Linked DNA regions of Homo sapiens: all the other regions are linked to region 2. Evidence: chromatin contacts called from ENCODE Hi-C or POLR2A ChIA-PET data. All regions are on one chromosome and are shown on one strand. Each heading gives the region's core, a stretch centred on a gene start or an enhancer-like site at or near the end of the contact. The rest is flanking DNA. Distances are from core to core; before and after follow the strand shown. Region 1 holds the start of HIBADH (3-hydroxyisobutyrate dehydrogenase). Region 2 has its middle 67 kb from the start of LINC03007. Region 3 overlaps HOXA3 (homeobox A3). Region 4 holds the start of SKAP2 (src kinase associated phosphoprotein 2).

What was found. Hi-C counts contacts between places; a loop is a spot of excess contacts on that map. ChIA-PET counts read pairs that join two places held with the same protein, here RNA polymerase II (POLR2A). Pooled maps may share reads with other maps.
Region 1: a loop to region 2 is called in a pooled map, with 6 times the contacts of the local background. The contact joins the promoter of HIBADH here to the enhancer-like site in region 2. A Hi-C loop is called at or near these places in 1 of 168 maps with a recorded cell type or tissue (naive thymus-derived CD4-positive, alpha-beta T cell), 4 of 37 single-sample maps with no recorded cell type and 14 of 50 pooled maps. POLR2A ChIA-PET finds 5 or more read pairs at or near these places in 1 of 52 experiments (activated CD4-positive, alpha-beta T cell).
Region 3: a loop to region 2 is called in a map of ascending aorta, with 8 times the contacts of the local background. The contact joins two enhancer-like sites. A Hi-C loop is called at or near these places in 4 of 168 maps with a recorded cell type or tissue (IMR-90, aorta, ascending aorta and 1 more) and 5 of 50 pooled maps.
Region 4: a map of ascending aorta shows a loop between it and region 2 (6-fold over the local background). The contact joins the promoter of SKAP2 here to the enhancer-like site in region 2. A Hi-C loop is called at or near these places in 21 of 168 maps with a recorded cell type or tissue (B cell, CD4-positive, alpha-beta T cell, CD8-positive, alpha-beta T cell and 14 more), 26 of 37 single-sample maps with no recorded cell type and 37 of 50 pooled maps.

The regions. Positions count from the first base shown.
Region 1 is chr7:27,661,211-27,664,203 of GRCh38, forward strand. It overlaps HIBADH (3-hydroxyisobutyrate dehydrogenase), which reads right to left and starts at 1,673. Exons shown (of 8, transcript NM_152740.4): 1 at 1,488-1,673. The coding sequence starts at 1,578. The region is part of intron 2 of LOC105375211 (a long non-coding RNA gene); the gene reads left to right. RefSeq lists an enhancer at 1,410-2,227 and a silencer at 1,443-1,862.
Region 2 is chr7:25,855,424-25,858,691 of GRCh38, forward strand. No RefSeq gene overlaps it. Among named protein-coding and RNA genes, the nearest start is that of LINC03007, 67 kb to the left of the region's middle. RefSeq lists an enhancer at 1,315-1,394. Within about 2 kb of position 1,653, at least 20 of the 41 ENCODE cell types and tissues checked have a DNase peak (open chromatin) inside an H3K27ac peak, as active enhancers do; they include IMR-90, ascending aorta, endothelial cell of umbilical vein and 3 more, where a contact is called at or near this core.
Region 3 is chr7:27,109,269-27,112,319 of GRCh38, forward strand. HOXA3 (homeobox A3) reads right to left here. Exons shown (of 6, transcript NM_153631.3): 5 at 847-1,492. The coding sequence starts at 1,372. Among named protein-coding and RNA genes, the nearest start is that of HOXA2, 8.1 kb to the left of the region's middle. RefSeq lists an enhancer at 2,002-2,296. Within about 2 kb of position 1,508, at least 14 of the 41 ENCODE cell types and tissues checked have a DNase peak (open chromatin) inside an H3K27ac peak, as active enhancers do; they include IMR-90 and ascending aorta, where a contact is called at or near this core.
Region 4 is chr7:26,863,164-26,866,271 of GRCh38, forward strand. SKAP2 (src kinase associated phosphoprotein 2) reads right to left here and starts at 1,427. Exons shown (of 13, transcript NM_003930.5): 1 at 1,200-1,427. The coding sequence starts at 1,266. RefSeq lists an enhancer at 1,665-1,994.

The DNA.
Region 1 (2,993 bases), core at 423-2,922, 1.8 Mb after region 2:
CTCACCGAGCCTCTGTTCTTCTCCAGCCAGAAAGGAAATTCAGAGGTTTCACTGAGGGGGAGAATGGGAAGCTGTTAAGAATTGTAAGAGAAAGTTCTTACAATTCCTGGCCAGCCACAGTGGTTCATGCCTATAATCCCAACGCTTTGGGAGGATCACTTGAGCGCAGGAGTTCAAGACCAGCCTGGGCAACATGGCGAAACTCCGTCCCTACTAAAAATACAAAAATTGGACGGGCGTGGTGGCACATGCCTGTAATCCCAGCTACTCGGGAGGCTGAGGTGGGAGGATCACCTGAGCCCAGGAGGTCGAGACTGCAGTGAGCAGTGTGACTGGGCCACTGCACTCCAGCCTGGGCGACAGAGACCCTGTCTCAAAAAAAAAAAAAAAAAAAAAAAAGGGCGGGGGGCCAAGGGGCTCAAATCCTAACCCACTATTTTTTTTTTAAGCAAAGATTAGAAAAAATTAATGCCAAGGTTTTTTTTGTTATTAATCCTCAGTATGATCTTGCTAAACGATGCATTGTTACAACTCTCAAACTTTCAGTTTGAGGAAGACAACGGCAGTGCCCCCACAAATCAACCAATTTTTCAATTAAAGAGGAGTCCTGGTGTGATAGAAAGTTAAGGAATTAGGAACAACTGATAACAACTTTCTAGGTCTTGCTGGGAATATCCTGATTCACTCATCCAAGGGGCCTCATGTCCCTCGTGCGGAGTATGAAAGACTGTATTAGATCTCCGTGGATCTTCATCCTGGCTCTAAAAACTGCCTCTTTGTAAGTTCATGGCTAGCTTCCACAATTTACCATGGTATGAGAGGAGGGAGGCAGGATTAATTCTGCCCACAATCTTGAGGACGCTGAACGTGTTTTGGTTCATAATTTGACAAAAATGACATTTTTTTAGGTTACAGTAGAGGGGGGAAGCCCGTCTTGCTGGTCAAGGGTGACTGAAACTTTGCTGAAAGACTTACTGCCTGGCTTGTACAGCCACCGCTTGTGTAATAAGGCCATCCCCTCGGACTCAGGTGGTTAAACATCAGGCCCTGCTGCCCAAGTGTGTCCCCAACCCAAGGTGCACCCTGGGGGCGCTGAAAGACCAGGGGTCGCTGGGGTGAGTGCGGGTTGCTCCTGGAGTTGGGCGCTCCAAACGTCCTCGGAGTCCTAACTCCAAAGCAGCATGCCGGGGTCCCAAATACTCTCTTCTCTTCAGCCCAAGCTCTTCCCCACCTCTTCCTAAATCCCGAAAAGGGCGCTGAACCCGTTCATCAGGAGCCCGGGAGAAAGGGAGGGAAGGCAGAGGGGGGTACTCGCGGAGTGAGTGGCGGCCGCAGAAAAGGACAGGCCTTTAGTACCAGCCAAAATATTGTTTTTTAAGCCCCAGCCCAACCGCAGGGCCTCCCGAGAAAAGACTTCTTCGGCCGTCTGGACAGAAGAAGCGAGCGGCCGAAAGAAGGACAAGGGGGAGGAGGCGTGAGGTCCTTACCCGCTGCAAAGCTGCCGGCTGCCGGCCGCAGCCGCCGGCTCCAGTACCGGAGACCGGAGGCAGCTCCGAGGAGCCGTAAGGAGGCTGCCATGCTGCGCCCGCCCCTCTCCCCGCGGTGACCTCCGCCGCCTCCCGGAGGGCCCACAGACTGCGAGCGTGTGCAGCGGGACTGGCTGGCTCGCCCACGGAGAAGGGCGCGCGCGCACGCGCTCTCACCGCTCGGGGGCGGGTGCCCACGCGCGAGGGAAGGAGCGCGGAGCCGAGAGGAGCGGCCTGACGCGGCAGGGCCTGTCAATCCCTTTACGGACAGGGAAGCAGACCAATCAGAATTCCCAGGTCCGCAGCTGTGCGAAGGACCAATAAGAGGCCTTTTTGAACAGTGACGCCAGGCGCCCTGGCGCTGCCCCCAAGCTCGTGCCTCATTTACAGCCTGCGGGCGGGAGTCTCCTTGTTTACCAAAGCAGAGGGCGTGTGGGAGGCGGGGGCCGTCGCTCGCTCCCGCCTCCTCGGAAACCTTGTCCCCACAACCGCTGCGTGTTAAAAAGGACAAAACTGACTCGCAGCTTGAAAAACACTCAGAAAGCTACCATGTGTGTAATAACTTTTAAATTCATTTGATTTTACTTAACACAACAGTTTCTCAATACTAAAAATAGTAGGAAAAGAAGTTGGTAACATTATCTTTGAAGGGAAGAGTTACTAGAAACTTGCACTTTCTATTTCAAGGCATATTTCTCTAATCTTTGAAAATTCTACACCCTAAATCCATTTTGTAAGCAAAACTAAATATAAAATCCAGAAAGTAGTAGTATATGTATGTGTATTAGAAAGACCTTTTTTTTTTTTGGAGACGGAGTCTCTCTGTCACCCAGGCTGGAGTGCAGTGGCGCGATCTCGGCTCACTGCAATCTCCGCCTCCCGGGTTCAAGTGATTCTCCTGCTTCAGCCTCCGGAGTAGGTGAGGTGGGACTATAGGCCTGCGTGCGCCACCACACCCGGCTAATTTTTTTGGCACTTTGAGTAGAGGCGGGGTGTCGCCATTTTGCCTAGGCTGGTCTCAAACTCCTGGCGTCAAGTGATCCGCCCGCCTCGGCCTCCCAAAGTGCTGGTTATTACAGGCGTGAGCCACTGCGCGGTGCAGAGAGACAGACATTTAGTCATTCTTCTGTCAATGCTTAGTGTACATATTTGAGTCTGTAAACCCCTTGGGGGTAATTGCAGGCCTTCTCATCTCCACTGACTCCACCAAAGGGTTGGAAGCCATGACCACACCAAAGCAAGACTATAGCCTTTGGAGAATGGCAATACAGCAGGAAAGAGAATGTGTATGGAGTAGCTAGGGAAATGCGAACCCCAATCTAAGTAGCACAATCAACAAAATTTGACTTTGACCTTTTTTTCAACTCAGTAACCCATGGAGTTGAAAGCAAAGGAATTGGATCATTTCCATCTGGGCTCTTTTCATGTTTCTGGGCATGCTGGCAACGTTTCCAAAAACTTAAAAAC
Region 2 (3,268 bases), core at 403-2,902:
TTTTTAAATAAATTTGATTGTATATTTACCTAATAAAATAAACATTCAATTAAACAAAAATAAGCAACTATCAAAGATTTGTTTACTAATTTTCGTAATGTTTACTGTTTCAATAAGTAGCCAAAGGAATATTAAAACACAAAAATATGAATGCTGATAATTTTATGTCATAAAGACCATTTTAAAACTAAAAGTGAACATGGGGTTTCTAAATAAAATTACCGTGGTAGCGTAAAAACACTGCTTTCAATACTTGGGCATGCTGAAAGTGCTGCATCCTAAGATAAAAAATACACCAAGGGGGGGATTTCAAAGAACATTATTTTGCTTTTAATAATCCTGTATTTCTGTCACTTTGCCCTTTTTATTTATTTACCGTGAACTCACAGACAGAATATTACTTGGAGTTTCTGAAATACTTGTGTTTGTACATTTCTCATCTTACACGTACCCACACACCCCAAAATAAAAAAACAAAGAAGAGGATCTCAGGGACTGAGAAGTCATTACCGGTTTTAAAATTCAGAATTCGTAAAACCGAAGCTCTAATTTGTCAGTTACAAAATTCTTCTAGAACCACTGTAATTTAGAATATGTGCAGAACTATAAGATGTTTATTATTTCTTTAAAATATATGTGAGTACAAACCAACAAGTTAACAGCTTATAATAGGAAAGCACTCTCCAGACTTCTGCCCATCTCCATCACGCCGCGGAAACTTGTCTGAAAGGAGAATTTGGATGCAACAGGGCAACGGAGCGACGTTTCTCCTCTGCACTAAGCCAGCCCTCGCCTCTGAAGAATTTTGTACTAGGCGTTCACTAGCACTGAGATGAACTGGAATTATTTCCACAGCATTAACCGAGTTAGGAAGTTTTTTTCAAACTTTGCATTTAACGGATTTTTTCCATCGGCATTTTATCTTTGCCACCATCGTTTTACTGGTTGCTGCATCTTTCTAGTTTTCTTTCCTTTTCTTTTTTTCTTGCTCTTATTCTACCTTTCTTTGCTTTCTCTCTCTCTTTTTTTTTTCTCCCAGTTAAGGATTGTCACAGTGTGCCGGGTGTCTTTGTAAGTTCGTCCCTCGTCTTCATGATTACAAGAGGCTGATATATGTGTACCTGTGCCTACAGGGGAACTGAACAGGGCTAAGTGAGTGCTGAGAGGAGCTGGGGGAGAGATGTGTGCTGCAGATGAAGGTACGGCTGGGATGTGAAGCTAATTTAGTGTGTGCTTTACAAGGAATGCACAAATCAACACAGCGCTCAAATTAAATCTCTTCTTGAGGGGCTTAAGTATCTTCTTCAGGAAGAGTAAAGCATGTCTTCTAGTTCTACTTCCTTCCCGGTTAGCCAGCTGCTGGAGAGCCCCCTCAGTAAATTCCTTCCAGATCGACCTCAGTGTGGGTGAGAGCGCAGTCTGTGACCACCAGCGCTTCTGACTCAGCGGAAAACGCCGGCAAACAGGACTACACCTCACCGCGGCGGCAAAAGCGGCCTCAGCTCCAGCACTCACAGCCACCACTTTCACCGTCGCCCCGCCACCACCACCTTCGCTGCCTCAACCCTGAGAGAGACACACACACACACACACACACACACACACACACACACACGCACGCACGCACGCGCGCGCGCACAAACACCTCTCCCTGCTGTCAATCATACATGCGCGCCATAGCGCGCATGCGCACTGGTGGACTCCAGCCCCCACCGATCCTACGCCCTGTCTCTGCGTCTGGGACCAGACGCACCAATAAGAGAGCGGATTCGGGGGCGGGCCACAAGGAAGTAGCCAATGAGAGCGCGGTTGGAAGCCAGGGCTAGAGAGGAGTAAATCCTTCTGTCGTCCCCGTTCTGCCGCCCCCGCGATGATTTATGCGTCCTTTTTATTATTTGTAACACTTTGGGAAGTTATTAAAAGGAAGATCTACTGCTTCCTCCTTTTGGGTTAAACTGGATGGCAATGTTTGTCACTGGCCCTTATTAGAGAAGAGTGTGGCGAGGTGGAGGGCCGTTGGACGCTGGGTTTGTTTGTGTGGGTCTTGTTTTTTATTACAAGACACATTATCCTTTTAATTACAAGCTGTAGACAGGGCCAACTTCGAAGGTCTTCGTGGCGGAGTGATCTTGGATCATTCAGGGGGCTGAAACCCGATGCCTTCTGACTTTCGCGTCCGTACTCTTGGCGTTGGGAGGAGCCTCTCAGGAAGGTGTTGCAACCTTTGGTTGTACCAGAAGGAAATAAGCAAACTCCCATCACCCCCACCCCCATTCCCCGCCCTAACACGGAGTAAACTTCGGCCTTTTTCCGCTTGGATGCTCATTAAGAGTTAGTTGACTTTGTAGCGGATGCAATAAAATTTGGATGGTTTCAGGCCCCCAAACAATCCTGGTTTCTGTTTTCCTCTCTCCCTAGGCACACCCCCAAGGAAATTGCCTTTTCAGCAGGCGCCTGCGGGAAAGAACCGCAGGAGACAGATTCCCTTTAGAGATCTGCATGGGGAGGAGGGAGATATGGAAATAAAGAGGGCCAAGGTAAGAGGACGGAGAGGCCATAGAGGACTTGCATGTTTGGGTGTGAGTTTTCTGGCCAACTAGGGGGAAAATCCACAAACCTGAGGTATCTGGTGGATGCGCTGAAAAATTAGCTCTCACCTGCAGAGTTACTCAACCCTCGTGCGCTTCTGCTCTGCCGGGAAGGGCCAGTCTCCGAGGGCGGAATAAGTATGGGTATTGAAAGGCAAGTAGGAAACAGCAAAAGAAAAGAACAGATACAAATTTTCTACTCCCGACCTCCAAACCAAAATCGCACTTTCAAACGTAAAACGCAATTCCAAGAAGACTGGGATGTAGGGAGTATGCGATGCCTCTGTTCAATAGGTCACTGTCAGGAACTTCAGTTTCTGGTGTTCAGATATTTGTATTTGAAATTAAGAAAATCAACGCAGGAGGGGTTGCTGGAGGATAAAGTGGGGTGACGAGAGACCGAAGGAGGGGGAGGAGGAGAGGGGTAGAAGGAACCAAGAACCATCTGATGGCAGAACTGGGCTGAAGGAAAACAAAACCGTGAACTTCAAAGCTCAGGCCTAATCTCCCTCAGGTTAATTTCTGCTTCCTAAAAAGTTTGATCAGGGTCATAAATCACTCGGTCCACCCTTGCCGGTCCTGCCTGGTTCCCCAAGGTTCTCTCCCCGCAGCCCGCTGCAGGGGCGCAGGGTGAGTCTCCAGCCCAAGACCGTCTGAGGCTTCCCGGGGCAGGAGGGCTC
Region 3 (3,051 bases), core at 258-2,757, 1.3 Mb after region 2:
TCTGGTGGGGAGGCCTAGGCCCTTCATGCTAGGTCCTATTCTTTAGGGTTCCCTATGTCATCAAGCAGCCAGCCCCAGCTTTTGTCCACTAATCTTGTACCCTTCTGTCTTCCCTGGCCCCCCAGATCCTAGCTCTGGAAGTCCCAGATGCTCAGGCTCAGAGCAGGGCACTGGCAACTGGAGAAGGCAGGGGCAAAGGTAACCAAAATGCTAGGAAGCCTAAAGCCTGGGGCCTTTCCTCTACTGGAGCCCGCTTTCAGGAGGCCCATGTGGTTCCCATTAGGATGATAAGTCTGCATCCCCCTCCCCCAGGAGATCTTTGGCTGCTTTCATTGTACTAAGTCTGAGTAGGGTCTTCCCAGAGGTAAGGCAGCCACTCCATCTGCTGGAGCAAAAATTGGCTCTGATTATAGGCAAAGCATTGATTCTGTCTTGGAGGGTGATTAGGCCTGTTTTTATTCTGCCACATTTCAGTAAGGGGAGGATGTCACTGTTTCATTAGAAGAGCTGTGCTAAAAAGATAGACAGTGGAGCTCAGGTTGTTTCTGCACAGAGGTCCTAACTCCAAGAGTGGAGCAAGAAGAGATTCCAACTGCACTAGACCCTACTTGCCCTTGGAGAAGTCCAGAGGGACTCCCAGCAGGTCTCTGGTGTTTTCCAGCCTACAGAGGCCTATCACCTCCCTAAGTTGCAAAGACTATGAAAACCTTTTTGGTGGGCAGTGGTGTGGGAGCAGTGAATTCCAGACATGCTCCATCGCTCCTAGGCTGTGCTGGATGTCGTGGGCAGTAGCTTGGGGACCAGGAGCCAGGCCAGAGGACCCTCTTCCAGAAGGCACTCCTTTACCTGAGCTGGAGCTGCTGGTTTTCTGCTTTGTGTTTTGTCGAGACTCTTTCATCCAGGGGAAGATTTGTTTGGCCACTGTGGGTGAGTTGAGCAGGGGGCTCTTGGCCGCGTTGGCAGGGGTAGGGTTGTTGCTGGCATTCTGAGGAGGGGAGGCAGAAGAGGGAGGCGGGGGCGCGGCAGGGGTAGGTGCAGGGGGCTGAGGTGCGGGCTGAGGCGGCTGTGGGGCAGGGGGCGCGGCCTGGGGCGGCGGCGGGTGCAGGGGCGGCTCTCCCAGGCTTGGAGGCTGGCTAGGTGGGGCGCTCAGGGTGCGCAGGCACGCCTCACTCAGTTCGTGTGCCTTGGGGTGGCCCCCGGCGCTGGAGGGAGACTGGAGGGAGCAGGCGGGTCGGTGGTACTCGCCGTCGGCGCCCAAAGCGGCGGACGCCGGGTACGGCTGCTGATTGGCATTATAAGCGAACCCGTTGGCTGCCTGGTAGGGGTAGCCACCGTAGATCGCCGAGCTGTCGTAGTAGGTCGCTTTTTGCATCGCGTTGTTTCACGATCTTGATCGCACACTCTGACAGGGGTTTGACACCCGTGAGGGCGCACATTGGCACGCCCCCGCGGTCACGTGACACTCCGCCGCCAATGGCCGCCCCGCGCAGACCTGGTGGGGCGAGAAGCGCAGCGCGGTGAGGGCTCCGCGCAAATCCATCTTACTCTCAATAGCTAAGTGACATGAAAGCCATAAAAGAAAAAGTGGTCAGCAATATTTAGCAGCACGACTTGGCCCCGGGCGCAGGGAGCCGTGCTATAAAAAACCGCTGGAATTTACTGGCAGCTACAAATATTTGCTTAACTTGCGTCTGGAGTTGGGGGATTTTCCGGGGAGAAGGAGAATGAGTGAGGGCTGCAAGCTGATTCTCAGGAGCCGGGATCCAAAAGGAGAAAGGCTTGATAGGCTAGAAAGGAAAAAGGCTGGGATCTTTCTTTTCCAGGGAAGAAGAAACTTGGGGTGTCGCTTAGTTTCTGCTCCTTGGCCTCCTCCAGAGGGCCCAAGACTCCTCCACTCTGGGAATGTTGGGAAGGGAACGAGGAGGCAAAGGGGAGCTTGGGTCGCCAATGTTTTCTCCGCTTTAGGACTGATGTTTGCCAAAAGAGCCCTGAGATGGGGTAACTTCCCACCCAGCTCCTTCTTGGACCTTCCTGCTCCCAAGAGAGGTTTGCACAAAAAATTTCAGGCAATTTGCCCCATCCAACCATGCTGGATTTCAGAAGCTGAGCTTGTTAGGAAGTTAATCCACCTTGTTGGGGATATGACTCACCTCCTCCAAATGAACCCCTTGTGGCCAAGCCAAGGGGGGAGGGAAAACTTTGTGTGGAACACATTGCGTGTGTGTGTGTGTGTGTGTGTGTGTGTTTAGGGTGAGGGACCAACAGTAACACCCCACCCAGCAAGTCACAACTAAAATCCTGGAGAGTTCTTTACTCCTTTCCTCTCCCTGTTTCTCAGGCACTTCCCAGCAAGCCACCCCCACTTCTTTACTTCTTTCCCCCAGTTACAGAAGGTTCCCAGAACCTCCTGTCTTGGACTTTCTAAGGTGCTGTTATTCGGGGCAACTATCAAATTCTACCTGTTAAAACATGATGGATTAGAGGGGGAAAAAAAACCCCTCCAGGAACCTGAAAAACCAGCGTTCATCTCCATGACCACAGTTTGAACTCTCCTTCCAACTTAACGATAATAGGTTCTGTCTTAGAAACTGCTATGTAATTTGATGTATGGGGGTCATTTGGCTCCCGACGAGGGATGGAAGCACAAGCCATAAAATCCTGCCAGAGTTTCCTGATCTTTGTGTGCTGTTGTTGTTGTTGATATTTTGTTACTTGGCCTATTTACCTGCTTCAGAAATACCAAGTAAAGGATAACCCTGAAAATCTAAAAAGCAGTTGAAAACCTCCTCAACCCTCTTTCATTTAGAAAGCAGTTTGCAAAAGTTAAATCTGTTTTCTTTTTGTTTTCAACCACTGCATGGTCAACCTCTAGTTCTCAGCACAGAAAAGTTCCATGTGAGTTTCAAATATTCACCCACACACACACTCAGAATCTTAGTCCCTCTGACCACTCAAGAAAATTATAACAAATTCAAAAGAAAATGGTTAACATGCAATCCAACTATGTATATTGAGTCCCAGAGTTATTCAAGTTTTCCAGGAATATTAGAT
Region 4 (3,108 bases), core at 177-2,676, 1.0 Mb after region 2:
ATACACTTAATATTACACTACCATATTAATAATGCCAAGCACCAAAATTGAATGACAGAATATTAGGAGATTTGGACTCACATTGCTATAGGAGTAACATATAAAATGTGTCATCAAATGTCACATTTTAGATGACATTGCTTTTTAAGAGCTAGAATAAGCAATCTGTAATCTAGTTATTCATAAGCAATACTGAGAGATAAATATTTTATAGACATCTAAAACTAAAAATCAAAATTCAGTTTCCAGAATTCTGACGTACACAAGACAAAATAAATGATGGTTGAAATTCCAGAACATTGAGATAGGTAAGATTTGTGCTACCTTAAAAACATATATTTTCTACCTTGTACAGAAATATAAATTATTGGTTCTTAGTGAACATACACACCTCCGTATCCAGTAAATTAATGAACTAGTAGTGGATTCATAATGCTACTGAAGAACCACGTTTTTAGCTCCTAAAATAAGTTCCTATAAATGGTAATGTAAAACTGAAAAAGGGAAGATAAGGGTACAAAGATGAAGTACTTTCATCGTGTCACACAGGAAGTAGAACTTTAACATATCCTTCCTTTTTTGCTTTAATATATTACTGAGGCTGGGGACAAGTGGCCATTTGAGAACCAGACCTTCTTCAAAAGTCTTAAACGTGAGTGAGCTGAATGTTTAAGAAAAACGGGAGTTTTAGAAATGACAAACTCTTTCACCCCATAACCCCTAACACCTGTGGCTCTGACAGCTCTTTGCATCTCTACATCCTCTACCTCCATTGGCCAGACCACCCAAGAACTACTTATTTGACTTCTGCTCCCTTCTGCTTGCTCACGCAGCATTCATTATCATTATCATTCTCTCTCCCTCTTCCACTCTTCCTCCCCCGCCCTTCTGTCACACACACACACACACACACACACACACCGTCTTCACAATGCACATAGAAACGTCCTGATCCCATTTGTGTAGATCACCAAAAAGGGCTTCGCCACCATCCCCGCACCAAATTTCAACACACACGTCCACTCCCTTTCTGAGACAAAACAACCCCTCTCCTCTCCTCCCTGTGCCGACCCCACTGGCTAGAAGACGTGGGAAGCGCGGGGAGGGAGGATAAGGGCTCTGAATGCTTCTGTCCCCACCGGCTCACCGTTCCCTCGCCCCCGCCCCGACAGCATTATCGCCGCCTTCCCGCTCTTTACCTGCCAACAGGTTCCTAATTTCCTCAGGGAGGGGGTAGGGAGAGGAGGTGCTGCTGGGGTTGGGCATGTTAGGGAGCGCAGGGCGTGCGGGGAAAGGACCTGCGCTGAAAAGGTGACCGACGGGGTGGGGCTGCGGCTGCGACCTAGACTCAGGCTAGCGGCCCGGATTAAGAACAGCGGGGCTACGAGTCGGGACACTGCCGGGCCGGGGCTCACAACAAGGAAGTCACTGAATCTCCAGCGAGCTGCAGCTGGACTGTCGGCCCAGCCCCGCCCAGAGGGCCGGGGCGGGGAGATGGGTGGGAAGGGACACGAAGGGCCTGAGGGGTCCAACTGCGCATGTGTATTCCTCGGTTTTCCCGGCCCCAGAAGAAAGAGCCTGTGGGCAAGCCACGCCCACCGCTACGCCGGGAAGCAGGAGGAGGAGCCACTGGTGGGAAGGGGGCGGACTGAGGCTGCGTCACCTGATGCTGCGTCACCTGATCCAGCGTCCGGAGCGCCTTACAGCCATTTTCGGTACTGGTGCCATCACAACTGCTGATCGTTTCTGCAGGATTCCAGAAAATAATGTATCCATGATACAGAGTGTATACAAGTTTTGCGATTACGCCTTCTGCGTAACAGTCAGTCCCACCGCAGTTTAACCCACAAGGAATTTTCTCTTGTCCTAAACTATTATGGCCTTCTTTGTCCGATTGAACGGAGGTAACGAAGTCTCGTCTTCCGCCAGTCGTCCGGGCGAAGCCAGTCTGGAGCCGCTCCGGAGCGCGCGTTGTGATTGGCTCTTACATTACTTTTCTACCTAATTCGTATCCTTGGGGTGACAGATTTTCCCCACTACAAGGAAGACTGGGAAGTTCTAAGCACCGTCCTTTGGCAGGAAAAAACAAACAAAACAAAACAAAAAAACAGAAGGCCGAATAGACATTGGCACCACTGTCCATCTACAAGCATCAAAAATAAAATTGCTGGTGGTGGTTAGTAGAATAAAATTATAAAATCTGCTCACTCCAACTTGACCATTTAGTCAACAAATACTTACTGTCTTCTATCTGTAAAGCTTCTTAAAAGTTTTCTCTTTTAAAAAAAATGGCTTCTTTAAAACCTTTAACAGGCATACATCTTTGTGCTTCCCAGATATTGCATTTTTTAACAAATTGAAGGTTTGTGGCAACCCTGCATCAAGCAAATCTGTGGGCGCCATTTTTCCAAAAGCATGTGCTCAGTTCATGTCTCTGTCACATTTTGGTGATTCTAACAATATTTCAAACTTTTTCATTATTATTGTATATGTTATGGTGATCTTTGAAGTTACTATTATAATTACTTTGGGACATCACAAACAGCACCCATATAAGACAGCGACTGTAATCCATAAATGTGTGTGTTCTGACTGCTCTACCAACCCTATACCTTCCTCCATATCTCTCCCTCTCTTGGGCCTCCCCATTCCTTGAGACACAACAATATTGACATTAAGCCAATTAATAACCCTACGATGGCCTCTGAGTGTTCCAGTAAAAGAATCATTTTACTTTAAATCAAAAGCTTACTTTAAATCAAAAGCTAGAAATGATTAAGCTTAGTGAGGAAGGCATATTGAAAGCCGAGACAGACCAAAAGCTAGGGCTCTTGCACCAAACAGCCAGGTAGTGAATGCAAGGGAAAAGTCCTTGAAGGAAAGTAAAAATGCTACTCCAGTGAACACACGAATGATAAGAAAGCGAAGGAGGCTTATTGCTGGTAAAGAAACGTTTTCATGTTCTGGATAGAAGATCAAACCAGACATAACATTCCCTTAAGCCAACGCCTAATCGAGTGCAAGGCCCTAACTCTCTTCAAGTCTACGAAGGCTGAGAGGTAAAGAAGCTGCAGAAGAAAAGTTGGAAGTTAGCAGAGGTTGGTTCAT